7 separate regions of the Mus musculus genome follow, and regions 1, 3, 4, 5, 6 and 7 are each linked to region 2. The links are chromatin loops, found by intact Hi-C in ENCODE. Cell type or tissue: heart. All regions are shown on one strand. Links, peaks and the distances in the headings refer to the core of each region. The heading gives the core; the rest is flanking DNA. Region 1 overlaps Gm13657 (a long non-coding RNA gene). Region 2 overlaps Pde11a (phosphodiesterase 11A). Region 3 overlaps Pde11a (phosphodiesterase 11A). Region 4 overlaps Agps (alkylglycerone phosphate synthase). Region 5 overlaps Gm13657 (a long non-coding RNA gene). Region 6 overlaps Gm50595. Region 7 overlaps Pde11a (phosphodiesterase 11A).

The links. Hi-C counts contacts between places; a loop is a spot of excess contacts. Peaks named below come from ENCODE experiments on the same cell type or tissue, not always from the same donor. Only the 100,000 strongest peaks of a DNase experiment are listed, where the experiment ranks them.
Region 1: it touches region 2 in a loop (9-fold over the local background); 14 of 42 quality-filtered maps call a loop at or near these places.
Region 3: it touches region 2 in a loop (5-fold over the local background); 30 of 42 quality-filtered maps call a loop at or near these places.
Region 4: it touches region 2 in a loop (8-fold over the local background); 17 of 42 quality-filtered maps call a loop at or near these places.
Region 5: it touches region 2 in a loop (6-fold over the local background); 14 of 42 quality-filtered maps call a loop at or near these places.
Region 6: it touches region 2 in a loop (4-fold over the local background); 16 of 42 quality-filtered maps call a loop at or near these places.
Region 7: it touches region 2 in a loop (6-fold over the local background); 30 of 42 quality-filtered maps call a loop at or near these places.

What each region holds. Positions count from the first base shown.
Region 1 is chr2:75,789,444-75,793,962 of GRCm38, forward strand. It overlaps Gm13657 (a long non-coding RNA gene), which reads left to right. Exons shown (of 5, transcript XR_001783382.2): 5 at 1-1,834. Among named protein-coding and RNA genes, the nearest start is that of Gm13657, 15 kb to the left of the region's middle. In heart, for the core only: a CTCF peak has its summit at 2,284 (motif pointing right); a DNase peak (open chromatin) is centred at 3,118; H3K27ac peaks cover 423 bases.
Region 2 is chr2:76,069,052-76,073,051 of GRCm38, forward strand. All of the region lies in intron 12 of Pde11a (phosphodiesterase 11A), which reads right to left. Among named protein-coding and RNA genes, the nearest start is that of Gm52518, 35 kb to the left of the region's middle. In heart, for the core only: a CTCF peak has its summit at 1,800 (motif pointing left); DNase peaks (open chromatin) are centred at 1,490 and 2,000; H3K4me3 peaks cover 1,476 bases; H3K27ac peaks cover 2,240 bases.
Region 3 is chr2:75,983,094-75,987,612 of GRCm38, forward strand. It overlaps Pde11a (phosphodiesterase 11A), which reads right to left. Exons shown (of 20, transcript NM_001081033.3): 20 at 2,715-4,519. Among named protein-coding and RNA genes, the nearest start is that of Ttc30a1, 3.4 kb to the left of the region's middle. In heart, for the core only: a CTCF peak has its summit at 2,239 (motif pointing right); a DNase peak (open chromatin) is centred at 2,218; H3K27ac peaks cover 642 bases.
Region 4 is chr2:75,881,524-75,886,042 of GRCm38, forward strand. All of the region lies in intron 11 of Agps (alkylglycerone phosphate synthase), which reads left to right. Among named protein-coding and RNA genes, the nearest start is that of Gm34861, 52 kb to the left of the region's middle. In heart, for the core only: a CTCF peak has its summit at 2,202 (motif pointing right); no DNase peak of the experiment used is centred there.
Region 5 is chr2:75,784,333-75,788,851 of GRCm38, forward strand. Gm13657 (a long non-coding RNA gene) reads left to right here. Exons shown (of 5, transcript XR_001783382.2): 4 at 2,591-2,798. Among named protein-coding and RNA genes, the nearest start is that of Gm13657, 9.7 kb to the left of the region's middle. In heart, for the core only: a CTCF peak has its summit at 1,953 (motif pointing right); no DNase peak of the experiment used is centred there.
Region 6 is chr2:75,608,093-75,612,611 of GRCm38, forward strand. The region is part of intron 1 of Gm50595; the gene reads right to left. Among named protein-coding and RNA genes, the nearest start is that of Gm39853, 3.0 kb to the right of the region's middle. In heart, for the core only: a CTCF peak has its summit at 2,706 (motif pointing right); DNase peaks (open chromatin) are centred at 649, 1,699 and 2,079; H3K4me3 peaks cover 1,812 bases; H3K27ac peaks cover 817 bases.
Region 7 is chr2:75,988,563-75,993,053 of GRCm38, forward strand. It overlaps Pde11a (phosphodiesterase 11A), which reads right to left. Exons shown (of 20, transcript NM_001081033.3): 20 at 1-2,725. The coding sequence ends at 2,570. Among named protein-coding and RNA genes, the nearest start is that of Ttc30a1, 8.8 kb to the left of the region's middle. In heart, for the core only: a CTCF peak has its summit at 2,542 (motif pointing right); a DNase peak (open chromatin) is centred at 2,499; H3K4me3 peaks cover 516 bases; H3K27ac peaks cover 2,549 bases.

The sequences.
Region 1 (4,519 bases), core at 231-4,230, 280 kb before region 2:
TGTCTCTCTCTCTCTCTCTCTCTCTCTCACACACACACACACACACACACACACACACACACTGAATCTTGAGATTCATTTGCAAACTGAGTGTGAGCCTCACTCTCCTTGTCAACTTGATTTTGATGTAACTTACCAATGCCTCTGTAACAGCGAAGACAGGTAAAGGAAGAATAAGCATTTCTGCACATGGGCAAACTGGCATTTAGATCCCCAGTACCTGTGTAAAGGCCAGGCAGCATGGTGGCCAGCCGTTAGTCTTACTCTTAAGACGGGGAGACAGGAGATTCCTGGAGTAAGCTAGCTAGCTTGCTGAACTGCCAGTCTCTAGTGGGAAACCTTGCCTCAAAATGTAAGGTGACAAGTGGTTGAGAAAGACACTTGACATCAACCCCTGGTCTACCTAGGCACCTGTACACATGTCACACACACACACACACACACACACACACACACACACCCCACAAGGGAAAAATTTTGATAGTAGTGGAAAAATTGAAGGAATGTGTGTAATGTCAAAAAATGGATACAACTCAAATATGAATTCATTACTTACAGAGCATTTGTTCTATATATCTCCCTTCTAGCAAGTAGTTTTGTGATAGCAAACAAATTAAAATTTATTGCCCATGAATCCTAAGGAGGGATTAAAAAGCTTGCTTGTAAGTTACCCAGGGCTGTAATTGGACCTGAGGGGGCAATCAGGGGCGGACACGGGCGTCAGAGTCCCCTGTCAAGTTGACCGGCTGGTCCTGCATGTCAGCATCTCCCTCTGCTGCAGCTGTACACGGAATACCCTCATGAAGTGGAAAACCACGAGTGCCAGCAGTTCTTCGGATCAGCGCCTGTGGTTGACTTTCTTGGTTCTAATCAAAGGTCTCAGACGTCTTACTGGCCCGTGTCAGGTGCCTGTCGTCCTTGATCTCTGAGTGTGGTCCGGGAAGTAAGAGCATATGTACAAACAAAAGTGGTTGTGGCCGTGTGGGAAGTGGGAGGAGGGGGCACTGGTATTTATCAAGAGAGCTTTGGAGGCCGGTAATAGCACAGATGACTCTAATTATTAAGAATCCTAGCACAATTAAATTTTATCTAATTGATGTATTTAATTAAGTATACTTTACTTCAACTGTAATTTCTAACTGATCGGGACCCACTCACCCTGCAGCTGGCTCCCCCCATCACGGGTTCTTTTTAGGTCTGTTTACACTACAAGTTTATATATTCCAAATTTTAAAATTATTTTTCTTTTTAGAAATTTAGAAATAATTTTCTTTTTAAAAATCTAATCACATTGTTTCCAAACTACCATACCTCATATTTGTTTTGATGTTGATTTTATTGGCTGGGGCTTCCAGAATCATAGGGTAATTATGTGTTATTATGAAGGCCATGTAGACACAGACTGTAGCTGGGTAGCATTAGGAGGCAGGAGGGAGAGAGCACTGCTGGGCAGTTATAGAACTTTCTGTTGGAGTCAGAAGTGAATCTACAGACCTTAGGCTTCTTTGCCTTGGCGCCAGTCTATGGAATACAGGCTACCTGGCCTTTAAGATGGTGAAACAGTTTTCCGTGGGCTGATGATCCCACAGCTACCCACCTTTGCCTTGCATCCTAGATTTAGACTATGGCACAGCAGAAGGCTATCCATTCTGGTTGACGCCAGACAGTTGTTTTTCTACTTTGAGTGCCAGGGATATTAAAACACGCTAATTTGACTGTATATGCCTCCCAGTGGGATATCCCTCTGAACACACACACACACACACACACACACACACACACACACACACATATCCTCCCTAATCCCCCAAATACCTCAAATTATGCTTTTTAATTATTTTTTATTTTATTTTATTTTATTTTATTTTTTTTTTTTTAAAGATTTATTTATTTATTTATTATAAGTACACTGTAGCTGTCCTCAGACACTCCAGAAGAGGGAGTCAGATCTTGTTACAGATGGTTGTGAGCCACCATGTGGTTGCTGGGATTTGAACTCCTGACCTTCGGAAGAGCAGTCGGGTGCTCTTACCCACTGAGCCATCTCACCAGCCCTTATTTTATTTTTGAGACAGGGTTTCTCTGTGTAGTCCTGGCTGTCCTGGAACTCAGGCTGTAGACCAGGCTGGCCTTGAACTCAGAAATCCGCCTGCCTCTGCCTCCCGTGTGCTAAGATTAAAGGCGTGCTCCACCACTGCCCGGCTTCAAATTATGATTTTTTAAAAAAATGTATTTATTTATTATATGTAAGTACACTGTAGCTGTCTTCAGACACTCCAGAAGAGGGCGCCAGATCCCATTACGGATGGTTGTGAGCCACCATGTGGTTGCTGAGATTTGAACTCAAGACCTCTGGAAGAGCAGTCAGTGCTCTTAACTGCTGAGCCATCTCTCCAGTTCCCCAAGTTATGATTTTCAACATTAGAATTTAATTTGAATTTAACAATCAACTTAACAGTAAAAATTCAGAAAGTAGTAATGATGTAAATGTTGGTGCTAGGCATTGTAGTCCTGTACCGGTCACGTTATAAATGGGCAGTCAGACCTCGGACCTCCCGAAAGTGCCACGTAGGAGCTGTTGCCAAAAAGTACACATTGAGCCAGAGTAAGAAGAAGCATCGAACTAGACCTAACTGGCATTTTACAGGAAACAGTGGGACCTAAGATCAAGATCTGTTGTCACGGGAAGGCTATCAGCACAACCCAGAGACAGAGTGAAATAGGAAACTTGTTAGGATCAAAGGCTGCTTTCTTCTGTGAAAGCGGACGGCAATCGGCTCAGGACATCTACGAAGGCAACACAGTACAAAATCACGAACTTGTCCAAAAACATCAAGATCTATCTTTCTTTGTTTCTTTCTTTGTTTCTTTCTTTGTTTCTTTCTTTGTTTCTTTCTTTCTTTCTTTCTTTCTTTCTTTCTCTCTCTCTCTCTCTCTCTCTCTCTCTCTCTCTCTCTCTCTCTTTCTTTCTTTCTTTTTTTTAACTTGATTGAAAGGGTTTGGGGTGTGAACTCGTAGATGATGACCCTGTGACACAGTGTCCAAAGGTTGGGCGGGCCCTCAGGGGACAGAGTATGGAGGAGGAGGACACGCATGCGCAGATTTTAAAAGGCTGAGCAGATAGTCAGTATGAAGACCTTGCTTTGTGTGGTTTCTGACTTAAGTAAGCCAATGACTGGGAGAAAGGGGAAGTGGGGGAGGGATAGAGGGAGGAGGGGAGGAGGGAGAAGGAAGTGGGGGAGAGGGAGGATGTGAGAGGGAGCGGGGACGACTACTTTGTAACCTGAAGTAGGGGAGCTAAGGACCCCCCCCCCCCACACACACACACACTATGGCTCATCACAGCCCCAAAGTGACTCTAAGAGGTGATTGGCTGGCTACAGAGTGTTCCTCAGGTTGCACTCTCTGCAGGAGGACTGGAGAATCGACACCTTTCCAGACCTAGTCCTGTGGCATTGTGAAAGAAATAGAAGTCAACTGAATTCATTAACAGTTTCCTCTTCCTGTATTTGACATAAGAAATTGCTCAGGATTGGAAATCAGAGTTGACCTTCTGAGGCACAGCTGTCTGTGGCTCCAACCAAAGTCTATGTGGCCAGCCTTTCCGAAGAGAGACCAACCCAGCCTCGCTGCATGCTAAACACACAATAATTACGCAAAAATGACCGGCTGCATGCTTACAGAGTGCTCACGAACCTACTGTGATTGGAAGAATTTCATCCTAAGTCTGTCTCTCCCTCCTGATGCTGGTAGTTTGGCTTACTTTCCCCCCATGAGACTGAGGCACCTAAGAATATGAACATGAAAGGGAAAATGGAACAAAACTCAGGTGTTGCCAGGGCTCCCATATTCACGTGTGTGTGAATGTCTACAATAAGTTCAGGGTCATGAGGCATCAAGAGAAATCAGAAATGTTTCAGTCATCCAGTTTCTCCACGTTATAATGGTTATGAATAAACTTGTTTAAAAAACTTTTGGATGATGTCAGCTTTCAGATTTGAACACAAGAACACACACATGTCTTCTTCTTTTTTTTTTTTTTTAAGATTTATTTATTTTTATTTATGAGTAGACTGTAGCTGTCTTTAGACACACACCAGAAGAGTATATCAGACCCCATTACAGGTGATTGTAAGCCACCATGTGGGCGCTGGGAATTGAACTCAGGACCTCTGGAAGAGCTTTCAGTGCTCTTAACTGCTGAGCCATCTCTTCAGCCCCAGCACACACATTTCTTATTGACAGCAGATAAAGTGTGCTGGTAGCTTTTGTTTGTTTGTTTTTTTTAACCACAGAATCGCTTTCTCAGTCTGTTCCCTGTGCTCGGTGGTAGGGGAGTCCTAAGGTTGTGCTGATCCTAAGGTTGCTATTACAGTAGAACAAAACTTAAAGAGCTTAAGAGAAAGAACTCAGGACTCTTATTTGTTATCTTCCCTTGAGGCCCCATAAGTTTCTTAGTTTTACAGTAGGAAAAGAGTTGAGGTCTAAAGGATTCAGTCACTAAAAAAAATGACTTGGG
Region 2 (4,000 bases), core at 1-4,000:
AAGGGGGCAAACAAAGAGCTCTAATTGTATTCCAGAGAGATTCCTTTTGGGGGAAATTTTTTGACCTCAAGGATCAGGACTTATCTGAGAACGTCAGTCACTAGACCGCGTGAGATGCTCCAGCTTGAGGCTGGGACAGATTTCCCCCCTAAGTGTCCCTTCTGTTCTCCAGCTTGAATTATTGATAAAATGGCGTGGCTATCTCCCCAAATAACCTTGTTGACAACACAAAGGTGGACTGAAGAACACTACCTCCACACTGAAGATTTAGGATCCCCAGTAAATGTCAGGAGGTGTCAATGTGTGTGCCGTGACACTTGGTTATTATTAGTGTTTAACTGCCGGTCCCCACCAGCGCCATGCCGCCAGCACCACCATAAATTTTAATGTGATCACGTGCTCTTCCCTTTTCACAGCCAGCGAATTCTGCAAGATCATAATATCCTATATGAACCCTAGCTGAACCTTAGCGTGATGCGATAAGAGCGAGATTTTGAGCAATGAAAGTTGTTCGTCATTATAGTGCTTAAAAAAAAAAAAACCAAAAACCAAAATCCCGGACGCTGAGCAACATAGTTCTTCAAATAATATTTCCCTAAGATAAATTCACTCATTCAATTAATCTTTATTGAGCCCTACGGGAAGCAGGGCAATGCCCTAGGTGATAAAGAGTCTATTTATAAGACACTAAAGAATCCTGACTCTTAAGGACCCTTTCTGTTCCCCTTGGAAAATCTGTCAGAGTACACACCATTTATAATGCAAACAAAAAGTATGTCTGTAACTTAGACATCAAGGCACGCCTTTTAGTCTACAGAATACAAGCAAAAAAAAAAAAAATCCATTCCTATATCTGGTTTACCCTGTCAGTACAGGAGCCCTGGTCATAATCTTTCATTACACATGTGCACAACGGGCTAGCATTCCTTTCTCCTTACATAAACAATGAGAATTTGTATAGATACCATTGGTATATAGGTTTTTAGTCTCTGTCTAGCCATGGTTGATGAAAGCATTATCTAGTATATTTATTAGAGGAAGGCAAAGCTCAGGAAAAAAAATTAACTATATAGGTATTTCCTTCAAATAAAAGGTAACCTTGAAGCTTTGATTCCGCAATTTTAAAAAAATTTCCAGCGAGGTGCATGGAACAAATCAATAATCGATCAATGGGTTTCTGGGTGAATGAAATATCCACCCACGTCTGAATAAAACTGCTCGTGCTATAAACTTCCCCTTTGTTTCCTTTGATTTCTAAGGAGCTAAAGTTATTTGGTTTCCTAAACATGAGGCTGGATGCTGTTGCAAACCATTTTGAGTGAATAATCTTATTTTCTCTGTGTGAAATAATTTTAGAGATAAAAGCTAGGAAGTTGGTGCAAATATGCATGTGAGTGTCCAGAAGTTTGTGGTTCCAAACCCGTTCAGCAGTGCCCAGCTGCGCAACTTCCCCCTTCTCCTAGACAATGGGGTTAGGAAAATGCGCGATCAAATTTCAAGTCACGTGGAGGAGGCAGGATTCTTCTTGCTAACGCACAGTCATAAAACAGGCCCATCTTCATAGAAGGGGCTCTGTTCCGACAGACCGGCTTTGTTGGTGAATATTTTAAAGAAAACATTTATTTTTGCACTGGCCTGAATCTGTCGCGCCAGAAGAAAAGAAGCACTTTCAAGGAAGGTTGGTCAAGGTTTGACCGCTCACTGCTTCCTCCCCCCCCCCCCCCAACACCCCGCCTCCGGATTGGTTGGGAAACTTTGCCTTGGAGCGCCATCTAGAGGAAATTCCAGCACACATCGGGCGTCCTTTCAGTCAAAAATTTCCTTCCTTCTTTCCTTCCTTCCTTCCCTCCCTCCTTTCTTCCTTCTCTTTTTCTGTCCCTCCCTCCCTTCCTCTCTCCTTCCCTCCCTCCTTTGCTCCCTCCCTCCCTGCCTTTCTTCCTGTTGGCTGGTGGTAACTTGAGAAGCAGAGGCAAGATGATCAAAAGTTCAACCTAATGTGACCACAGAATTGAGGAAGGGAAACTGGGGTTGTGGGGAGGGGTGGAGGTCTGGAGAGCGGATGCTGTGGAACACAGATGCTGTGTACATAGAAACGAGGAGATGGGGGGTTTAACTGGGAAGAGGGGAGGGAGAGACGCACAGAGGGAGAGGGAGGGAGGAGGGATACATAGCATTAAGGGTGTTTGAAAAAAATTGTAGGGAAACATTTTTATGTTTCTTAAAACACACAAATATGCAACATGTGTGTGTGTGTGTATATGTATCTATACAGTTTAAATGAAGTGACACTTGGGAGTGATACTATTCTCTCAGGAGCTTTAGACTATCTAACAAAACACCCAATGCTAGACAGGCAGGGAAAACTTTCTCTAGATTTGTTGGTCAAGAGAGTTGGAAGAAACTTCCAAAATAACACAGCTTATTGCTGTAGCTAGTGGTTGCCTCTCAGAACTTGCAGGCAAGGCCTGTTCCTAGAGATGCTACATACGTCAGATATAGTCGTTGCAGGAATAAAGCTAGAACTGACCTGGAAGCCTCAGCCCTGAAAACTAGCTTTCCTAGTACCTGAAATGACTATGCAAGTTGACAAAGCAGAAAAACAATGAATAGCCCCACCCACCTGCTGAGCTTCCCAACCATACAACGACCAGCACTCATCAAAGGTTCAAGGAAAGTTGCAATAGTGACACTGATATCTCGGAGGTGACAACAGCTGTCTACTTGGATTTGTATCCTGCTTAAGAGGAGGAACTCATGCTTAGTGTTGTAAACCTAGCCAACTACCTATGACTTGCAAGATCAAGGACCCTAGAGGAGAACCTAGCATGGCTATTTCCCCCAAGGGTACAGTAGATGTCTAACTGTATTCTAAATATGTATCCTTATACCTGCAGGTGTAGTTCTCACTCCTCCTCAAAGAAGCTTCCTTTTGCAGCTTCTTGCAGACCAAGAAGCTACAACTGGTCAAAACGCTGAAAACAGCAGACCGTGGAATGCTCAGCCTCAGCTGAATCATGCACAACACAACTCACTCCTTTACCCAAGGCTCAGGGGACATCTTCAGGGATGGAGCAGAAAAATTGCAAGAGCCAGAGCGTCAAGATATCTGCTCTGAGATTGTGTCTTCTACATAGGACAGGGAAACTGCACCCAGGAAGTCTCAACAGCATGGCTGCCTAACCAAGATCTGTATAACACACCTGTTAACATACCAATATAGAGGAGGGAAATGTCACAAGGCCCCACTTCCAGATGAAGATCTAGAGGCAATGAATGGCTTCTGAGAGACGAAGTCTCAGTCTTCTCCAGGGACGGGCTCTCTGATGTGTTATCCAATCCCAAATGGTCAGCCCTAAACATATGTACATGCTAGCAACATCAAACAGACTCAGAAAGCTGTGTATATAACCAGAACTAATGATATAATTACAATTATGCGATTAAAGAAGATGAGGTCATGAATCTGAGAGGGAGTAGGGGGCAAGGAAAGGGGGATGAACAAGGTGGGGTGGAAAGTATTAAATACAGTATTCATGTATAAAATTCTCAAAAAAATAATGCCAAGTCAGGAGGCAGAGTATGTGGCAAGTATATTTGGTAGGAAGTGAATGAAATCAAAATACATTGTATGTATGATAGAAATTATTAAAGAGATCAAAACATTATGTTTTTAAAAAGAAGTTCAAGGGCAATGTCATCTACATAGCTAGTTTAAGGTCATTGAAGGGCAGCCTGGACTACATGAGACTGTCTGCAAAAAACAGACAAAAAAGAAAAGAAAAGAAAAGAAAAGAAAAGAAAAGAAACCAGATTAATAGAAAAGTTTGGTTTGGGTTTTAACTCGTTAGAATTAGAATATGTGGACCCTAGAACGAAGACAGAGTCTCAAAATAGTGAAAGACCCCAGTGGTCTTCAGGGATGCATATAGTTCTGGTGCCCACACATGGATATAACGTGGGTGTCCTTTACCACAGGCTGAGATCATGTTAGAAACTAGAT
Region 3 (4,519 bases), core at 174-4,173, 86 kb before region 2:
GTCCCTTTTTTTTTTTTCTATAGAAACAATCAAGTAAATTGGTGTGGGCAGTAGGCTTCTGACTTCCATGACTCAATTGCACTTTCAAACAGATATACAATGACTAGTGGGGTTGGGTATCCCCTAGTTCCTGGTATCACAAGGAAAAGGCTGAAGCAGGTATACATTTGCTCCTATCGTATAATCCTATCATATAACAGCCGATTTTATGTGCGTTCAGCCTTCCCTCATGTGGAGAATTTGCAGCCATGTGACTTCTTGGATGTCATCACACAAGGGGCATTTCTGCAATCAATAAGAAGGAAGGAGCAGATTGCACCCATTTTATGTGTGTGGAGTGGGCCTTTGGTCCACCAAAGATCTTTTTTTTTTTTTTTTTTTTTTTTTTTTTTACAGAAAGCAGGTAAGGACTACTTCTATATCCCCACTCTGAGTTTACTATTACTCTGATTTTCTGGTACCCTTTTAGGTGAAGTCTGTGGTGGGGGTATGTGATGCTCACATATTAAAGAATATGATATGTCTCCTTTACAACTGCTGCCCTGCCTGACATTTGAATTTGGAAATTCACACTCAGTATTTAAAAATCTTTATGCATAGACTGTTATTGTGAAAAAGCTGGCCTTAAATTATGATGCATAAACATGAAATCAGGAAATGACCTTTTATCCTTTCAGTCTCTCTGTCTGCAAAACTGTACTTACATGATGAAAAAAACTGTACTTACATCCCACCCCCTCCCACACACACCGAAAGGATTGTCAGCTTTCTCCCAAATTTCTTGGCTACCTCTCTGTGTTGCTGTCTGTCTATGAGCACAGCAGCTAAAGTACACAGGAGGGTAGCCATTTTGTGTCCTCCTCCTTATTTCATGGAAAGTGGCTCCAATGGCCTGGCTTGAAAAGAGCAGGGCATTTGGCTTAGACAGATGGAGGGCAGGGTCATTTTCAAAATGCAATGAGCACCAATCCCACTGTGAAATTGGCATGACCAGAACTACCGCTGTGATAGGCTGACTTTTATTTGGTCTCTGATAGGCAGTTGGGGAGTCGTTTCATTGTTTCTTGGATGGGAGAGATAAAAGGAGATCTTTTAATTAATGATGGAAGGCCTGGAAAACAAACCAAGTAGAATATTACGAAGTATAAACTATCATTTTTGTTTACATTAGGGTCTTGACGAGCTGGAGTATATGTCAAAAGCAAATCTGCAATATTATCCTCAGCAATAGGACAACATGCAGTGGTTCTTATAAAGTGCATTAGAGACATAAAGAAAGGAGTTAATGATTGAGAAGGTAGTGTGACACTCATGGCTGGCTTTGCTGGACTAGGGGAGAGGTGGTTACCAGGAAGAGTATGCAAAACATAGCAGGGCAAAAGCATTTTGGTTCTTAGTATCCTTCTGTTCTTCCTGCCCAAATACAAGGCAATCAAATGTACAATGGATCGAGATTCCCTTTTACTTATCTGGTTACCCTATGAATGTGAGCATTTGTGGCTGGTGCATTGCTAATTCATGAGTGTCTTACGCACAGTCACATGCACGCATCTTCCTTAATAAAGGAAGTCATCTGTAAAGGTAGAGTTTTCTTCTCCTCTATGGCTCCTGACCTTTTTTTTCCAGGAGCTCAGTCCCATTGAACTTTGGTCATCTCAAACCCATCTCCACTATGAACAGGGAATCAAAATTAGGGCCAAATCTGTAACGTAATTGACTGAGTTTTAGGAGCCTGAGTTCAGTCTTTTGAAATGTTGGGGCCGTCTCTATGCAGAATCAACAAGATCATTCATGTTTAGTTGGAGAGTCATTTCATCTCATGTGGGTCTTACCTTTCAGAGAAATCTTCCTCAATATCCAAAGATCTCTTTCTTGAATGGACTTTGATTTTGATCAAGTAGCTTGGATTTTAAAGTTTACAGTGTTACTAAATCAACTTGTCTTGGATAGTGCAGGAGCGTTATTGTTTACAAAAGGGATTAGCGGAGAAGGCGAAACTGTGCATCCTAGTTTGTCAAACAGTTGGGCAGCCTTTCAAAGAAAGAGCTACTCCAAGCCCCAGTATTGTGTGTATACAGAAAGATACAGAAAGCATGCACCACGATCATCACCAGGCCCCCTTTGCCTAACTTCCCTTATTCATCCCCACAGACCTTTTGTGAGGTTCCACTTCACTGTAGAACTGCAGGCTGCAATACACAAAGAAGCCAGTGGCTGCAGCAGGCAGCGCTGGTATTTGCTTATACTGTCCAGTAGAGGGCCACACTACACCTCTCTTCTCTCTCCTTGGGTGTCTCCTTCCTCAGCCATTTGATCTGGCTCTAGATTATTTGTTGCAGTCCATTCTGATAGAAGAGGCATAATGGTGTAAGAATTTTAAAGTTTAAGTACTGAAGCCATTGCATAATTGCATTACATCACTGTGGCTGTCAGTCTTGTGTAGATGTGACCCCACCTTGTGTAACTGTCCATGCAGATGTAAGCAATGCATAATGGATGGAGGAATAGCTTTCGGCTACAGAATTCTTCTACCTCCAGACAGCCTTCAGTAATGCGAAGAATCTTTTGTCAGTTTAAAAATGAGGCCCCGGGACTCCTAACACACAATCAGACGGCACTGGTCAAAGTTAATGAGCTAAACGGTCACAATTTAAATGGTAGGTATTAGAAAGCATCTTTCTTCCAGCCCTCAAAACAAAGACTATGCCAGAGTGTTAGTTAACCATTAAGCATTTTATTAAAAACAAGAAGTCTCTTTTTTTTTTTTTTTTTTTTTTTTAAGTAGCCCGTTTCAAAGCCACGTGTAGTTGCTTCTGAAATGGACAAGCAGCATTAAACCAAGTGTTCCTACAATGATTAGCCTGGAAAGGACACAAACAGAGGAGCGCGTCTTCTCCTTCTTCTGTGTAAAGCAACAGTAATTAGGAAGCAAGTCAGTAGGGAATCCTTTTTAAACTGTTGTAAATCAAAAGAAAATAGCAAAAGTAACAGCCCTCCGAGGGAACGAGACTCAATAACTAGACTACTATCTCCACACTTGCGCTATGCTTTAAAACTGCTGTAAATATGATCTCATCTAAATCTACGCTAGAGCAAAAGAAAAATGAGCACTCTAACACACACATAGACACAGAAGGGAACTCACCCAAACGATGGTCTCAAAGAACACACTTGGGTTTTTTTTTTTTTTTTTTTTTTTTTTTTTTTTAGCAAATAGTTAATTTACTTCATAGAACACTTTTGCAGCAGAGTGTACATTGAGAGACATTGGTTGGTACAGACTGACACAGATGAACAGTTTGCCCTTAGTGCTGCTGAGAGATGCACAGACATGCAAGGACATTCAAAAATCAAAGTCTGTACAACCCCAAATCACTAGGCAGGGGCAGGGGTGCATGGACAAGGAGAACACAGCACTGGGTGCTGCTAAATCTAATGCCCCCCCTCCCCCCCCATGAAATTCTCCAGACACAGCCTGGTTTATTTCTGTTTGTGTTCTAGTTATTGTTCAGTTAGCGCAGTGGCTCTCAACCTTACTAACGCTGCGACCCTTTAACACAGTTCCTCATGGTGTCGTGGCCCCCAACCATACAATTACCCTCATTGCCACTTCAGCATTGTAACTTTCTCCTGCTATGAATTTTAATGTAAATATATATCTGCTATGTAGGACGCCTGATGTGTGACCCCCAAAGGGATCTCCACACACAGGTTGAGAGCTGCTGACTTAGGAAGTGTGTGATACTTTGGCCACTAATAGCCAGACTTAACCTCTAAACTCCTAGTATAATTGGGGTGTGGGAGCTCTTGACAGCACATGGCAGAAAAACAGTCCCAGTTTGCTGCTATGAAACATTCAGAATTCACTAAAGGAGGCGTGACAGAGCTCTTAAGGTCCCAAATTAGGTTACATTCAGTTACTGTTGTTAATCTTTTTGTCTTCCCCGGGCCCATGCCAATGCATTTTTCTTTATATTTGGATTTATTCCAAACATATTTAGATTTTGGTTGCATTGTTTCTATTACTATAAACGATGATTAGTGTGTGTGTGTGTGTGTGCCTTTCTGTAACTCACCAGGGTCAGCAAGAGAACTGGGTTTTAAAAATAATTGTTCTACAAAGTAGATTGAGTAAAGTCAGCCTAATGACTTGACTAAAATAAGCGAAACTCTGACATACAGAGAAGGCAGTGGAATTCCAGAAACATATTACTGTCATTGCACTAATAAAAAAAAAATTCTAAGATCGTTTTAAATCCAAGATACTTGCAAACCCGAAGTCCTGGGAAGCATGTAGGCCTTCAGGTTTCAGAAACAGGAAGTGCATGTGCCATTTTTACTTTTCTTGGTTCTCTTTATAAATTCCCTTCTAAACTAATGATTCCCATACGGATGCAATGCTGTGAGATAACTGAAAACGGTTCTTTATGAACTAAGAGAACACGGTTACAAGCAGGTACTGATGGCTACATCATTCACGGTCATTAGAAGCAGGCTCAGACACTTTGTAGGAAGGTTG
Region 4 (4,519 bases), core at 219-4,218, 190 kb before region 2:
ATTCTTTGTTCAGCTCTGAGCCCCATTTTTTAATGGGGTTATTTGATTTTCTGGAGTTCACCTTCTTGAGTTCTTTATATATATTGGATATTAGTCCCCTATCTGATTTAGGATAGGTAAAGATCCTTTCCCAATCTGTTGGTGGTCTTTTTGTCTTATAAGTGGATGCTCACAGTCAGCTATTGGATGGATCACAGGGGCCCCCAATGGAGGAGCTAGAGAAAGTAACCAAGGAGCTAAAGGGAACTGCAACCCTATAGGTGGAACAACAATATGAACTAACCAGTACCCCGGAGCTCTTGTCTCTAGCTGCATATGTATCAAAAGATGGCCTAGTCGGCCATCACTGGAAAGAGAGGCCCATCGGACACACAAACTTTATATGCCCCAGTACAGGGGAACGCCAGGGCCAAAAAGGGGGAGTGGGTGGATAGGGGAGTGGGGGGGGAGGGTATGGGGGACTTTTGGGATAGCATTGGAAATGTAAATGAGGAAAATACCTAATAAAAAATTTTAAAAAAAGTATATTTGTATATTCAGCAGTAACTTTTGGGTGTACTTGCTACTTATAAAACGCAATTGTCATTATAAGCTAATATTTTATATGTGTCATATTTTTTTCCTTTCTAAAGAGAATAACTTTGGCCAGTGATTTAGCTACTTGGGTTTTTTACAGTTGTGATCCACTGAAATGAAGGTCTTTCATTGTGTGGCGTGCTCTTTGCCAGAGTTACTTAGAAGTAGGTATTGTCCCTTTATTAAACTGAAAATAAAACTAACGTTATGATTAGGATACTTGCCTGTTTTTGTAGCTCTTATAAGCAGAGGGAAATATTTACCAAATAATACATACTTCATGCTTAAAAATCAGAAATATTTGTCTTTAAGAAGAAATATCTGGTTTATAATATAGATCCCTAGTTATATATATGCATGTCATTTCCAGGATGACCAGTGAGTACTACCAATAGCTTTAAATATATGATTTCACCTATATTAACTCTGACATAGTTAGAGGAGGAACCTGTCTATATTTAAACTTTGCATTTCTAGAAACTTTCATTCAACACATATCTTTCATCCACCTTGAACTTTTCATTAATCTATCATTGGCCTTGTGTAGGAGCACTGTAATCTTAATGAAATAAGTAATGTGCAAATTCAATAGAGAAGTTCTCAGTTTCTTGGTAATTAATGATACAACATATCTTAACTTCACTGAGTTTAATTTTGCATAGCATTGTCAATGGGCTGAATATTGGAACATTTGTTTCTGATAAACATGGAGACCTTTTATTTTATTTTTTTGCTTTTTTAATTAATTAATTAATTACCATTCTAAATGCTGTCCCCTGCAACCACTCCTACCCTCAGAGGCCCTTTCCCCATTTCCCCTTTTCTCCCCCTGGATATCTTGATAGGCTTATTTAGGAATTTGAGCAAGATGTTTGGCTTACCCTTTGAAGAAACAAACCATTTCAATTCAAAGCTAACTCACTAGCTGTGGCAGCCCAGACAGAGGGCCATTCAGTGAGATTCCCTTTTAATTCATCTTTAAGAACTTAAAGTAGCAGCCGTCTCAGGGGGAATTAGAAGGTGCATTACTACTGAACTTTGGTAAATGCAGTCAAGTCAGAGACATCCCCACTCATGTGCCTGATCTCAGGTGGATGCTTTTCCCTAGCAAGGGGAGTGGGTTAGTGTAAGAAAAACATTTTCCATGAATCTTTTGAGGTATTTCTTAAATAATTGCCTTTTTAAATTTATAAAGTAGTTAGATTGAGATATCTGTTAAGTTAGCACAGAGAGTAATGCTAAATTTTACTTTTCGGGTTAAGGTTCAAGTAAATTCCTAGTTGTAATACTCTTAAAGGAAAGAAATTACTAGAAATTTGTCTTAGTCAAATCTATACTCATGTTTTGAGTTCAGTGTTTTTATTTATTTATTCATCAAGACAAAATGATAGATGGTTTTAAATTAGTGCTCAGCAGTTATTTTTATACCTTTTGGTGTTATTTACTGACTGTATGGCATAGATAGGTGGTGCAAGTCAGATGTACGAGAAATCCTAGTAAGTGCACTTAATTATTTTCTTAACTTTAGTACTCAACTTTTGTTTGCATATTGTTAACATTTTTTGGATTTCTTAAATAGCCCATTAGTTTGTTGAAACATCCCCTCTTAGGTTACTTCTGACACCTACCAGCAGGGGTCACTGTAGTGCCAGGGCTCCTTGCTTGCCTGCCCTATAGTTTCAGTGTTGCTTACTGGATGGTTTGGTGTGACTTTGAACTCTTAACTGTTCTTAGAGAGTTTATAGTCTCTATCCTTGAAAGAGGATTGAGTCTGCTTTCAGCTCAACCTCCCAGTTAGTTTTGAAAGCAGTGGAAATAACCTGATTGGTGCAGGGTTTGATGTCTGCGTATAGGAGCTTCTCTTTGATTAGTTGCTGTGCTAACCTTTTTTTATTTTTATTTTTCTGAGACAGCCCTGGAACTCAATATGCAGACCAAGCAGGCCTCAAACTCATGGAGTTCTTTCTGTATGCCTCTGCCTCCTGAGTGCTGGGATTAAAGGCATGTGCCACCACTACCAGGCTGTGATAACTATCAATTATTTTAAATTCTGTTTATAAGTATATTTAGAATGATATGTAATAACTTACAAATTATCAGTTGCCAAAGTCCAGCATACTAACCTACACACTATTGTTTTTATTTGAATTCTTTGCTCATGAGAATTTACTCAAGATAGCAACTGAAAATGTATTTCTTGACTTTGGAAAAAAAAAATGAGTCCTTGACTTGAATTTGACAATTTCTAAAATTCAGTGTTAAAAGCTTGGTAGTATTTGCTTATGTAATTCAGCCACCAAGTTAAGATCACACAAAGTTTATATGAATATTGGTAGCTGCATGATTTAGCAAGTGCTCTCAACCTTCCTTACCTTTTCCCCCATTTAATTTTTTTTTATTTTGAAAAATTTATACATAGAACCTTGGAATAAATATTGTAGGGATCACCTGCATATTCACTTCATAGGTCTAATGTTTTCTGTTTGTTCCTTATGTACATGATTGTGGACTGTTGGTAATTAAGTTGCAGACACCATAGCACTTGACTCCTAAGTATTTCAGCAGTCATCTCCGAAAAAAATTAATAGGGAATAGCATTGTTTGTAACCACAATTATAGGAAATGATAATCAAGATTATGATTTCTAAGGAATTTTAGCAGTTTATTTCTAAACAATATTTTTATTTGCATATTTACGAAAGTTGCATTCTAATAATTAAATCATTTGAGAGATAGAATGGCACTCCATTCTGTATCCTCCAGGACACCTTCGACCATTTAGTGTTTTACTGTAATCTCGCTTACTACCCAGCATTTCCCTTTACCACCTGACAAATTTTCTTCCCTGCCCACCAGATTGGCAGCTGCGAGAGGCAGGCCTGAACTTTGTTGTCAGTAGTCCTTGATGGGCAGCATAGCCCAACCTCTGCATCTTAAAAGTTTGCCCTACCATGCTTTGTTGTAGCCTTTAGGTACACTTTTAATCCCAGTACCTGGTAGGCAGAGGGAGGCGGATCTCTGTAAGTTCAAGGTCAGCCTGGTCTACATAGTGAGTTCCAGGTCAGTCTGGCTACACTGTGAGACTCTGTTTCAAAAGTAAGATCAAAGCTGGATAGAATGGGTAGAGAACAATGGAACTGCTTCCAGCTTAAGGAGATAAAATCAAATGCAGATTCTAACAAGGGATCGAGAATAATCTGTGGTTTCTGGATGTGTTTCTACCTCAGAGAGACCCAGTAGCCCAGCTCTCCTCCTGACCACAGCATTTACTGAGAGTTGTCTTTCTTCCACTTCCTTAGCATGCACTTGTGTGGCTTGTTTCCATGAATAACACATACCCTTGAAGCAGGTGAACTGGAATCTGGCTGATGGCCACAGGTAGACTGTACACTTCTCATCAGAAATTTAACACCCCTCCCCCAAAGTCTCTGAATTCTTTAATATTTTGTGGTGTGCTTATGTCAGAACATATAAACATGTCTGTTTATAGATGTTATCTTGTGCACACCTATAGATATTTTCTGCTTATTTTAGGAAGAAAGGAAATTTGACCTAATCAGCTTTCATATATTTTATTAGAAGTCACTGCATTCATTTTATTACAGGCATCTGGATTTGTAAATGTGAAGAAAATTGACTCACCTTTAGTGTGGAAACTGGTGGTGATTTTAGGAATTTCTAACCAAACAATAATTCCTTTATACCACACTTAAAATTATCCTGATTGTAATTTTTTAAACTGTTAATTTTTTAGTAAGACCACAGAATGGCCAATATAATAGTTTTGATGTAATTTTTGATTCAAATATGAAGCTAAGAACTGTGTGGTTAGTGATACTGTGTGTGTGTGTGTGTGTGTGTGTGTGTGTGTGTGTGTGTTACTTGAAACTGCTCATCAGTAGTCAGGATCTTGGTCTCTGCTGTTTCGTAGTTATTCGACCTT
Region 5 (4,519 bases), core at 209-4,208, 280 kb before region 2:
GATTCAAGATTATAATATCATAATCATATAATACCTGATTGTTTAGATATTAATGAGGCTGGTAGAAAATATCATCCCTTACGAGGGAAATGTGCTATTTTCATCTTATAAAGAAGCAACTCAGAGACACTTGCGTGTTCAGTAATGTGAGGAGACAGGAGCAGGTTCTAATTCAGTTCTATTTGACTCCTGGTCCTAAAACTATTGGTTTATCTGATCTTGGAGCAGAGTAATTTTAGAAAATGCTTGCGTATTCTTTTTGTTGTTGAAGTGGGGGTCTTTCTCAATAGCCCACATTGACCTTGAACTCATAAACTCAAGCAATCCTCCTGATACCCAAGTAGCTGAGTCTACATGTCTGGGCCTCTGTGCTCGGTTGCCTCTGATTTTCATCATCTGAAACTAAGACCTGCCAAAGTGGGGGGGGGGCAGTTTTCCTGAGATTTCGAGACTTGCATGCGCGGTACTGGATTGATGTGAGAGCACCCTCTGGGGCCATCTCTGTTCTAATCCCCGGGCTTGGTCTTCTGCAGCCTTTGGAAAGGTTATGTTTCAGAATAGGTGTTGGTTTACACCGATGTTTTTCAATGCTTCATAGTCATTTTTCAAGATAATTCAGTTATGACTCTATAAAAGAAAACTAAAGAAACAGGGTTAAATTCAGGTCATTTGAAAGGAAGTCTTTGCCAGCTGGTGGTAGCACATGCTTTTAATCCTAGCACTGTGGAGGCAGACACAAGTGGATTTCTGTGAGTTCGAGGCCAGCCTGGTCTACAGAGCTAGTCCCAGGATAAATAGTGTTTCCCTATCTTTTTTTTTTTTTTTTTAATTTCTTTGAAAAATATTTCTGGCAGCTTCAAGGGCAGAAGTTGTTTATTTGTGTGTGTGATTTTTTTAATTAGGTATTTTTCTCGTTTACATTTTCAATGCTATCCCAAAGGTCCCCCATACCCAACCCCCCAATCCCCTACCCACCCACTCCCCCTTTTTGGCCCTGGCGTTCCCCTGTACTGGGGCATATAAAGTTTGCAAGTCCAATGGGCCTCTCTTTGCAGTGATGGCCGACTAGACCATCTTTTGATACATATGCAGCTAGAGACAAGAGCTCCGGGGTACTGGTTAGTTCATAATGTTGTCCCACCTATAGGGTTGCAGTTCCCTATAGCTCCTTGGGTACTTTCTCTAGCTCCTCCATTGGGGGCTGTGTGAGTGTTGCCCTATCTTGAAAAAGAAGGAGGAGGAAGAGGAGGAGGAGGAGAAAGAAAGAGTATTTGTGTGTGACATAGTCTGAATTTGCCAGGTTTGTGAACATATTTTCTAGTAATTTTCAACAATTAATTCAGCATACCATGAGTTAATTTATGGTGATGGAGAACCTTTCTGTGTATGGATGCCTGGCCATTTTCCCAACAAATTCATTTGCTGAAGATGGATTTTTACAAGTAGGTTTGGAAGTGAATTAGGTGTGAATATAGAAACTGGATTTTAAATATGCGTTTCTTTAGTCCTTTGTTTTATATGTGCTGAAAAGAAAGCAGTAACATCTCTCTCTCCCCCTCCTGCCTTTCCTCCCTTCTTACTTTCCACCCCCCTCTTCTTCCCCTGGTCCCTCCCCGTACAGTACACCTCCCACTTCTCTACTCACTCCTCCTCTGGCTTTCCTTTTGAAAGGCCAGGCTCCCATGGCTATCAACCGGCCAAGGTATATCAAGTTTCAGTAAGAAGGAAGCTGGATTCTTGAAGAACTAAGGACAGATGGAGAGCGAAAAATCTTGGCCAACCATGGGATTTTAAACAAATCATTTCTCCTTTTCCTTCTTCATACCTCTCTCTTTTTGATCTAGCTAACTACAAAGGCTCCTCCAGTTTCTAACTGCCTGTAGGATGACACTGGGGGCAGACACAAGATGTACATTCTTAGTAAACAAAGCCATGCTCCGTTGTGTCCACTAGGAGGCACTGTAGCACCAGTGCACTATCGTCTGTCCTTCAATTTATCCAAGTCAATTTATTTTCCTTAAACCTTCAAATTCAAGTTTATGCTACCGTGAAAGCTAAGATTTAATTTAGTAACAGCATCTGGTTAAATCTAGGAAGAATTCAGCCGAGAGACTTACTGACTAGGGAAAATCAGAATCCCGGAGCCATTTGCATTGTAAATGGTGTCTCATGATTTTGAAAGGGCATCAGGAGGGGCTTGAAATTCTCAAGGGAAATATAGATTGGACCAATCCCGACTTCCCTAACAATGAAGTCATAAATGAAGAAGTGTGCAAACTCCATGTGAAGACAACTATAATATTACTCAAGGGTAGAAAAGAATACTTAAATTGAGATATACCATGTTCTTGGATACAAAGGTTCAGTGCTGTATAAATTTAAAGCTATTCTACAAATATACTCACACATATAATGTGATCAAAAATTTTTTTTAGAAACTTGATAAAGTTTATTGAGGACAATGAAGCTGGAAAAAATAAAGGAAGAAAATTGAACTTTTTGAAGGGGAAGAGAATTTGAACCACTGGTTTTTTGTTTGTTTGTTTTATTTTAAATCATGAAACAGTTGAACGTAAATATCTCTTTATAGGTCTCTGGGAATGGCTGAGCAGGGAACGTGCCTGCCACACATGCATGAAGACGTGAGTTTGTATACCCAGAGTATACATACAAAATGCCTGTAACTCTAGCACTGGGGGCAACGAGGCATGGAAAAGCAACAGCAGATGCCTGAAGCTCACTGGTCAGTCAGCCTGGCTGAAGCTAAGAGCTTTAGATTCATCGAGAAAAGCAGCAAGGTGAAGGTCCTTGCCACCAAAGCTCTGTAAAGAACATTCAGTCCCAAGAGCCTACATGATGGGAGGAGAGAACAGATTCCCTGAGACTGCCATGTGTCTTTTGTCTTCCACATGTGTGCTGTGGTACCCACCCCACCCCTCACCCCAACTCCCCAATGCACACATAGTAAATAAATGGGAAAATGTAAAGATAGACAGCAATCAGGGAAGACACCCAGGGTCAACCTCTGGTCTCCACACATAGGTACACACACATACCCAACACACACAGTTACTCATGCATACATTGATGAGCACATATGCCACATCTATACAATACTACACACACACACACACACACACACAAAGTTGCTACAAAGTATTAGGCCAACAAAAGAAAATAACAAGTCTTGAAAGCGTGCTTGAAAAGCAAGCATGATAGACTGGACTCTCTCTCTGTCCTCTGTCTCTGTCTCTGTCTGTCTGTCTATCTCCCCCCTCCCCATGCATTCATGTGTATGTGCATAGGTATGCATGTATAGATGTGTGTGTGTGTGTGTGTGTGTGCGCGCATGTGTGTGCATGTGCAATGAGGTATGTCTAGTCTTCCTGTGACATTGAACCCCGAGGAGTGGTACAAAGACGCCAGTCCATCACATTACTTACCTGCACTGATGATGAGGGGTCTAGTGGTGATAGTGTCAGAGAAACTTCCCCTGAAGTAGCAACTTCTTCCTGTCAGAGTTCTGGAAGCATCCTCACTGGACTGTGCATCAGTGATTCTTAGCTTTCTGCTATCAGCTGACTCTGCTCTTGTCTGCTTCCTGAGCCTGATCTTAGCTTTCTCAGGGATGCTGTGCCCTACTTGGTATTTTTCAAAAAGTCCTTTTTTAGTTAAGTCACATAGAATTGGTTGCTAATGCTCAAACCTAGGTCCTGACACATCCAAAAGCTGGTAACCGGGGCATTGTTATTGAAAGAGACTCTTAGGTAAACCAGGAGGCTCTGATCATGCAGACTCAGTATTTCCAAAAAAAAAAAAAAAATGATAAAACCCAGTTAATATCAGAGATAGAACTCTGAAATCCCATGCCTTTAGTAGCAAAATGGTTAATAAAATGAACGCCTCTGCACATTAGAGCCAAGGTGGGCCATGGAGGACTACTGGTTGCCACAGGGCAATGTGAAGGGTGGCTTAGAGGATTCCAGAGCTGTGTGCTGTGTACTTCCATCGAAAGGCTGAGCAGTGAGACTCTCTAGGTTTCCATTCTAGAATGTTCACCGAAACCCCGAGTATGAGTGTGTAAGGGACTCTGATGGTGCTCAGAATGGAGACAGGGAGAACAATACAGGATCTTACTGACTGCTAACTTGCAAATCAGTCTACCCTCTTACTCTGGCTCTTATATGAGCATTATTTGATGTGCTGATCTAGAAAGATTAAGATTTATAAAATTAAATTGCTGTAGGGTGCAGGATGGGAGGAGCTTAAGGAGCCCAGATGTCCAATTCTTAGTTTCTTGGCAGCTGTCGCTTTTGCTCCTCTGTTCAGTGCTTTTGGAAACCCCCAGTTTGAGGAGGTTACCTTTGGAGAGGAAGTCCGTTCCCTCAGGCCCCAGTCATCTTCTGTCTCTAGATCTATAATTAGGGTCAAACCCTAGCCTGATCTAAGAGGAAATTGAAGGGCTAAGAGCAGAGCTCACTGGTGGAATGTCTGTCTAGTCTGCCCAGGGCGATGCTTC
Region 6 (4,519 bases), core at 307-4,306, 460 kb before region 2:
CTACATTAATCATGATGTGGTGTGCTCTGACCTTCCTGAAGTTATCCTTTGCTGTTTACCGGCTTTGACCTGTGGACTGCGTTCAGTGCTACCAACCCCAGCGGGTCTCTCTCCAAAGCCTCGTGCAAGCCTGAGTCCCGCGCAGTTTAATTCATATTCCACCCAACACACCCGTTTTATTTCCAGTGGAAATTGCTCATTTAATCGCACTGTAAGTTTTATGGGGTATGCCCCAGGCTGCCTTCTTTATGCTAGGCATTTCAGTATTTATGAGCAGAGCTATACCCAAAACTTCAAACATAAAGAAAAACCAGCAAAATATGCTCTCCTCCACTCCCATAAACACTTTTCACCGCTTTCATTATTTTTTTTTTCCCAATGAAGTTAAATGAGTGTGCAAACTCTGTAGAACAGGCTGCTGCCCGACATCGCCACGGCTGGTTTTGTCCTTCAGAGTCAGGCTGAGCTGGCCTCTCTCCTGCCTAGCACAAGAACAGGGGCCAGAGAGACAGCTCAGTGGTTAAGAATGCCGGAGACCTGAGTTTGGTTCCTGGCACCCCGGACAGGGAGCTCACAGCTGCCTGTAACTCTGGCTTCAGGCTGTCCGATGTCTCTGGCCTTCAAGGGCTCTTATACATACTTGGTGCACGTAAATTAATGAACGCCATTCACACGTGGGCCGGTGGGGGCGGGGAGGGCAGGTTGCAGGAGGCTTTGGAGAGAAACACGCTGGGGCTGGAAGCACCGAACGCAGTCCATGTACAGCTCAAAGGCGGTAAATAGCAAAAGATAACTTCAGGAAGGTCAGAGCACACCACATTATGATTAATGTCGTTCCCTGTCCCTTTTCCCGAAAAGATTCAGAAAAAGTCCTAGTGATTGGGAAAGAAGAAACACGACCTTTTATTACACGTCGGGCAGGACAAGCTTTTGTATTGTGTCTACAGTGGAGAATATTTATATATAAAATAGATACATATTTTTTTAGAGGAGGGTACAGAACAGCCATCATGGTCCGTACTGTTCCCGAGCTATAGTAAAGACTCCTCTGCCCATAATATAAAGAATTTTCCTACAGGAGACTAATCTGAGACAGGTGCTGTGTTTTATAACCAGGATCTGCTTCTACAGTAACTCTGGATTCCGGAGCTGGCTGTGCTACACAGTAGGGGTGGTTTAAAGGAGTAACTACGCCAGCCTTCTGAGGACGATTTTGCCTATAGCAAATCAAACAGCATCCCTGGACCACTTAAATGCTGAATTCCCCGCCCACTTTGTTTTGCTTAACCTACGACTGTTTTTATACGTTACTGTAATCCCACGATATAAAATACAGGAAAGCCCTTCTCCCGGGGGATTTAGGGGTTTGTGACAAATGGTTCTTCGCAGAGGCCGAGAATGCTTTTTGAATAATTTCAGAGAAGTGTCACGGGGGTTTCATTAAAAGGCAACAGTCACAGAACAACCCATCTGTGAGTTTAAAAAGCGCTTGTCCTGTCCTGTGGGGAAGTTTGCCGAACTGTTTTGCAAGGATGGAGTTCGAGCCACTGAGAGCATTAACATTTACGTGCAGGAACAAAGCCGAATAGGGACAAACTAAGGCTGTGATTTCAAAAGAACAGGGAACAGTTCCAAGAAGTGGAAGGCATGAGAGGCCGGCTCTTAGTCACAGGGTAGGGGAATCGTGGGCGTGCGCCCCTGGGCGGTGGTTCCCAGTCAATTAGGCGGGAAGCGGGAAGTGGGAAGCGGGAAGCGGCTGAGAATCCTAAGAAAGCCGCACTGCTTCTTTGAAAAGAACCTAGGAACCAATGATCTCCAACAATCCTGCCGATTTTGTTGTTGTGGGGTGACTCCTCAAATTCCCAAGGGCTGTATCACCATCTCTGCCGTGTGCTATCTGCTCCTAAAATGACAGATTGAATGTGAGAGTGTGAAACTAGATGTGATAGCTGAGAGGAAGCTGAGGAAAGAGCGAGGAGAGGCCGGGCAGTAGTGGCGCTCGCCTTTATCCCCAGCACTCGGGAGGCAGAGGCATGCGGATCTCTGTGTTGAGGCGAGCCTGGAGTCAGATGTGGTTCCTCAGCTTCTGTTTCTTCCCTCTCAGGGTGCCCAGGTGATGCAGCACACCAGGCTGAGAGGATGAATCCGCCGGTCTGGTTGGGAGTGAGGAGTGGGGTGCCCTCCGCAAGAGTCTTAATGAAACCGCTCTCCCAGACGATCTTAGCTTGTGCACCTACCTTTATTCGGGTGTGTTTGTATGCACATCCTTTATTCGGGGTGAACCTTGGAGGGTGGAAAGGGGCTCTTCTTAGGATGAAGTTTCATTGTCTGAGGTTCAAGGTTACCTCATTTGCATGGAGATGCATTCCAGAAAGTTGAGCCTGTAATTTCTCCACGGATTATGTGACTTTCCCCAGGAAGAGTGTGGGCCAGGCTCCCCAGATCAGGCAGAGAAGAAGCCCGGCTAAGAAAAGGGAGTCCTCCATTTTGCGCTAAGCTCAGGAAAATTGTCTGGACACGGTAGACTACAACGTTATTAGCGAGATGCAACACATGTGGTTGGGCTAAGTGAAAGAGAAGTAATTGGTGACCTACCTGTACATTAGAAATCTAACGTCGGGCTGGAGAGGTGACTCAGCGGTTAAGAACACTGACTTGCTCTTCCAGAGGTCCCAAGTTCAATTCCCAGCAACCACAAGGTGGCTCACAACCATCTGGAATGGAATCTGATGGTGTGTCTGAAGATTGCAACAGTGTACTCACATATATAAAATAAATAAATCTTTAAAAAAGAGAGAGGGACTGGCAAGATGGCTCAGTGGGTAAGAGCACTGACTGCTCTTCCCAAGGTCCTGAGTTCAAATCCCAGAAAACACATGATGGCTCACAACCACCCGTAATGAGATCTGACGCCCTCTTCTTGTGTGCCTAAAGTCAGCTACAATGTTAATATATAAATCTTTTAAAAAATAATAAATAAATAAGAGAGAGAGGAAGGAAGAGAGAGTTCGATCTAACGTCAAGGCTCTTCAAACGGTGGCATTAACCTGTTCTAACAAGCTGGAGTTTTTGGCCCTGTCAGAGGTTACCCATCAGACACTTGGACGGACTCACAGGCAGGCTTGGTGATTTCACAGAGTTGAACCTTTCAACTTCTGGACACACGTTTGTGGTACCTCAGCCCCTGACCCAGCGGACAGACGATCTGTGGTTAGGTAACTGCAGCCAGCCTATCACTCAGCTCAGAGCTTCCAAGCTTGACGACAAAATCAAATGAAGCTGAAGGGTTTGTTCGGCTTCCCTTGGTTTCATTAGTGACAATGACAGAACAGTCCTCAGCGTAAGCTTCAGCAGGATTTGAGAGAGCGTTACTCAGTTATTATTACTGCTAAAATAATAATCACGAAAATCACATTTCTATTATCTGCTATGGTGTATCATGAACAGTCCCAGGAATGTAAGATGCAAGAACAGCTGGTGTGGCGTGGTGTGGGAGTTGCATTTGGGTGACTTTGGCTGCGTGCTTGCTGTTTCTTTCAAAGATCAGAAACATTACCCAGCCCTTGAGAGGCAGAGGCAGTAGGTTCTCTGTGTTCAAGGCCAGTTTGGTCTACAGAGTAAGATTTCAGACCAGCAGGGACTACATAGTGAGACCCTATCTAAAATAAATATATAAGGTCAGAATCACAGAAATGTAGGCATTTCTATCGTGTACAGCTGTGTCCCTCCTGTCTGCATGGTACCTGACAGCACAGCCACCCTTAAAGGGCAGACTGCAGTTAATCATGTCCCCAGGACTGTCACTGAAGACGGCTGAACTGGCCATCTGAGTTATATTTCTCAGCAGAAAGAGAACGGCTCAGCGGGAGAAGGTGTGCTTGCTGTGCAATCCTTGTCACAATCCTTTGAAACGCAGACCCACACAGTAGGAGGAGGGACTCAATTCCAGTCCTTAAAAAACAAAACAACAATAATAAACAAACAAACAAAAAATCATGGGTTGCTTTTTTACAGTGTTCTCTGTTCAAAGTAAAGAGCGAAACTATGTTTTCTTTAACCCCTGCCCCAAGTTCATTCCTGGTCACTCTTTGGTTTTGGACCTGGGACAAGGGACTGCGGTGCATATCTTACATATCAAAGGAGACATGACTTCCAGGTTCTCCCAGCATCCCTCAGTCCTACCTGGAATACCTTGAACTTTCCAACCAAGGGGCTGGCCTGTTCTTCCCCCAGAGGCTCTTCCCTATATAATCCAGACATCATTTTATGAGTGCTCTCTCCCCCTCCCTCTCTCCCTGCCTCTTCCTCCCCTCCCCTCCCCTCCCCTCCCCTCCCGTCTCTTCTCTTTTCTTCTCTTTTACTCTCTTCTCTTCTCTTCTCTTCTCTTCTCTTCTCTTCTCTTCTCTTCTCTTCTCTGCAGGAGAGTGCCCTTTGTCTCTTTCTCTCTTACTCTCTCCCCCACCCCCTCCCCCCAGGCAACTCCTCTCCTGGCCTCAATCCTTGGGGCCAGTGAACTTGC
Region 7 (4,491 bases), core at 492-4,491, 80 kb before region 2:
TAAAGCCAATAAAAAGGCAAGAAGAGGAGAGGAAAACTCAACCTTAGTGGAAGCTGTAGGGTTTGTGCTATAAATTATGTCCCCCTCAGCACTCTGAAGCATCGACATTCAGGGTGGAGGGGACCCTGTCTCGTTGCTGCCGGCAGTCTCTGAAAGACCCGGGATCCAGTATTATCATAAAGTACATGCTTGAAATTTCTTGCTGTAGATGGACTGGGATCCGTTTTTCTGGCTGTTTATTTATTGTTTGGAAGGGTAACAGATGCAGGCTCACTGCAACCTCATATGGACTGATTCTCGATTCCTATCTTTGATATAAACCGTGATGAGGTGCTGTGGTGCAGTACCCAAAAGCACCTGGGCTGCAGACACAATGATCTTGCAGACTCCCCCCCCCCCCCACGTCTGTTCCTAGCTCCGCCTAGCCTTTGTTCTTCACCTGAAGGAGGGGAGACAGCTCTGCAGAAGCTATTTTCCTTTATAGCAGAGTGATTCAGAAAACTGGCTTAATAAAATCCATAAATCTGAACAGCCTCCTCTTACCTGCTCTGCCGAAGCTTTTTTTTTTCTTTTTTTTTCCTGAGCTCATTTTCCGCTGCAGTCTCTCCAGTCTTCCCTGCAGACACAGCTGTAAAGGGCACCTAGCAACATTGTTTCTTAGTGCACTGATCTCTTTCTTCTCTCCTTTGTCAAGCCCCTCCCTGTGTAATTGTCTCTTTCCTACTCAATTGACAACAAGGTTCTGCACCCTCTTTTTTTTTTTTTTTTTTTTTTTTTTGGTCTGGAAGTGCAATGATTTTTCTTTGTTTGGATTGACTTTCACCACTCCTTAGCCGGTTTGTCTTAACCATCTGCCTCTGCCCCTAATTCTCCTGTAGTCTTCTCTCTATTCTCTTTTTCTAGCCCCACCTTTTGCATGGTTTATAATGTTTCTTGCTATAACACAGCTGCCTTCCTTGGATGATTTTCAGCTCACTCCTTTCCTGTCTTGTTATCTTCATTTAACTATCCCCCACCCCCACCCCATATACCTTCAAATATCTCCTTAATACCCAGAAGGCAACGACCCTGTGAAACTATACCCCTGTTTCTTTTGGATTTGAGTAAAGTTAAAAACCGATACTGATCCATTAAACTAAGGAAAAAAATGTTTTGTAAGTTGAGGAGAAAAGTTTCCTTAAGTTTTAGATTGTTCAGAGCTGGGTTGACTCTCAGGTTTTACACCGCCAGGGACTTCCCGGCTCTCTGAATCTCTCTGTGGAGCACCATGTACGTGAACAAAGAGATGCTTGTCTGGGCTCTGGATGCCCAAGACCTGCTTCACACAGAAGTTTTCAGATTCCAGCTCTCTTTTGCCCTAGGGAATCCTTAAAAGTTTATTTGGACAAAGGATTTCAGTGCTAGGATTCCTGCAAATAAATCCCTAGTGTAATCTCACTTGGCACTTTGGGAAACAGAGAAGTCTAGTCAGAACTCACTCAGCTAATGATGCAAAGCGAGAGGCAGCAAGCCCAGTGTTCTTTGGGTAAGAGAGATCCTGTCTTTAGTGTCTCAGGTGAACTGGGCATCAAAGCAGTGTTCTAGTGACCGCATCTATTTAAAACTGCTTGTTTTCACATGCTATAGACCTAGTGGAAATAGGTTGTACAGATGTTACTTCCTGGCCTTTCTAGAATATTCTTTTTTACATGTAAGGGAAAATGTAAAATCGTGGTTCCTTAAATTGTATCCTCAAACCTTCATCCCCTTCACTTCAAACTATTCCATGCTTGGTCACTGGGTGCCTCTGCACCTGAGAACTATTTCTCACTGTTGGAAGCAGTTCCGGTATTTATACATGTCATTCGTGGTACATGTGGCCTTAGATCCCCTTTCACCTTTGCTTTAATAAAATTATTAATCTGTTCCTCCTAGAAAAAGGCTTTGCTTACAAAAGGCTGAATTCAAAAAGTGAACCATGATCTATCTCACTGCAGAGTTACAGACTCTGTGTAACATCAATTAGACAAACACACCCTACTATACTACTACTGTGGGAATCAAGACTGGGGTTACCTGGCACTATTAAGTCACGTAGGTTTATCCACTAGGCAATGAGAATCAAGGGCCTGGTGCATCACTAAGAAGCAGTAGGATTAGAAGTAAAACATCTAAAACGCAAATCTGCATTCTCGGGACCATCTGGTGAGAAAGCCTGCTCCAGGAGAGGCTGCAAGGAAAGGAAGGGCTCATAACAGAAAAGTACCATACAGGAAGCAGCCATAGTGACACTTTTACCACGGTGTCCTCTCAGCTCAGCAGGAGTGGGGCTGATGGCCCTCAGGTCCATGGATCCAAATCCAGCAGTATGGGTTCAGGATGGAAAGTTGAGGGTCATATTCTCTGTCCCACTCCATCTTTCGTGCCTCTGCTGCCAACGACACTTTCTTGGGTGCTTCCTGATACAATCAAAGCTTTGGGACTGACTATCCGAGCTGAACCAATAGGATGTTGCGGTTCAACCAAAGCAAGTAGTTCAGGATGCGGAGGACCCTCCCGACCACAGGGTGGCGCAGCGGCTCTGGGTGGTTTACAGTCTGTCTTCCCCGGCCACCATGGGACTGGCAGGGTCTGGGGAGGCAGCCGAGACCTGTAGTCTTTTTTGGTGCAACTCTTCCCACTTCCTTCGGTTGGCAGCCACTGAATCCAGCATTGGTTTCAGTTTTGCATTGACCTTCACCAAGGCCTAAAACAAAGAGGAAAACAGGTGGAGAGAGCAACCTGGGTCATGGATGTGTAGAGTCTTTCGCCTTCTGTTTAAAAGGGGGGATGGGAACCAGTTATATGAAGGGAAGTGATTACTTTGGTAAATATGAACTATTTTGCAGAGAATATGCAGGCATCTAACATTATCGTGTTGGATTCATAGAGCCCAGGCAGAGAATGAATGAGACAAGAGGGCTGGGTATTCCTCAAGGCTTTGTAGGCTCTGAGTCTGCCTGCACATCAAACAAAACAAGACAAAAATGCAGATCACCGGTAACTACTAACAGACATGTCTTTGCCTGCCTGGAGAGAGCTCTGTCTATCAATCCATCAAGCTGGGAACTTAAATTAAAAACAAAACAAAACACCAAACCCAACCAAACAAAACTTACAATGACTCTGCCCCAGATGCCCAGGGGAATTTTCCCACATAAAAAAAGGTCAGGTGAATTCCCAAGACAAGTGGAAGGACTGGTTTTCCTCCGAAAGCAAAATGTGGGTGGCCATGCTCAACACACAGACTGACATGGAGTGATGTAGCTCTGAATGCCGTGGATGGGTCCCTGCCGAGTGTTCCTCTGGGTGTGTGTGGGAGAGGACAGGTCTTCATGGGAGCCTGCTGACAGGACTCTGTTCCTCTCCCGCAGACCTGTCCCTGTATCTGGTTGGCTTGGCTGCAAGCCCTCTTAACTTTCCCAGCAGTCCTAACTTTGCACTTTAAAAACCTTAGAGTCCTTCTAACTCAAACATCTGTTTCCACTCTAGTAACATGTATGGGAACAGATAATGATGTGAAGGGGTCAGGGCGTGGAAGAGAGGGCTGGAGAGGCCCGGGGAGATGGGAGGAGGGGAGGCCTGTGGAGTGCCATTTGGGGCAGATGGATCACTAGGCTCATGAAACTCATGCTGCAGGGCCCTTAACTGCACAAAATTCATAGATCCTTCTAAATACTTCTAAATAAGTTTTTCTTTTTAAGAGAAGAGGTCCCTGCTTGATGGCTTGATGGACTTCTGGCAGGGTGTCCTTCTCTTAAGCACAGCTCAACACACCTGCCAGTAAACCTGACAGACCCCTCCCCCCCCAAAGAGATCTGAGTGAGTAGTGAGACTCCTGCTGCTTAACGTAAAGCTTCTCACTGATGCCCTGTAATAGTGATTCCCACCCTTCCTCCATCCCACCTGTGTGTGTGAGCGTGAGTGCGTGAGTGTGTGCGTGAGTGTGTGGCTCCATTCCAGTGACCTTCGTTGCACTGACTAGAAACATCTCATTTAAAAATCAGACATACCCATTTATTTCATATATGAAAAGAGCAAAGCAACATAGTAACCCAGGGATAAAATTTCCCCTTTATTTCCAGGAGAAAAATGCAGATGCCCCAATCCTGCTCAGTGCTCGGTGTTTGTTTGTTTGTTTGTCGGTTTGTTTATTTTTGACCACAGTGTGAGGCGGCCGTGACTGCTGTGCTTTTATTTAGCATGCCTTGGCACTGTCTCCTCTTTACCCTGATCAAGCCTTTTAATTAAACCGACTACTGTAATTCCTATGGAAATTAGTGTATATGTTATTTTCCTGCTACAAAAGCATTTCTCTAGAAATTATTTTTTTTTTTAATCCCAGGAGCACGAATTGGAATTTTTTTCTGCCGAAATGTAATTAAAAACTCATTTGATCACACTATTTCTGGCTCTGTTTTACTTATTAAATTCCTGTAATCAGTTTTCTTTTATGGAGCTGCTGGGAAATGA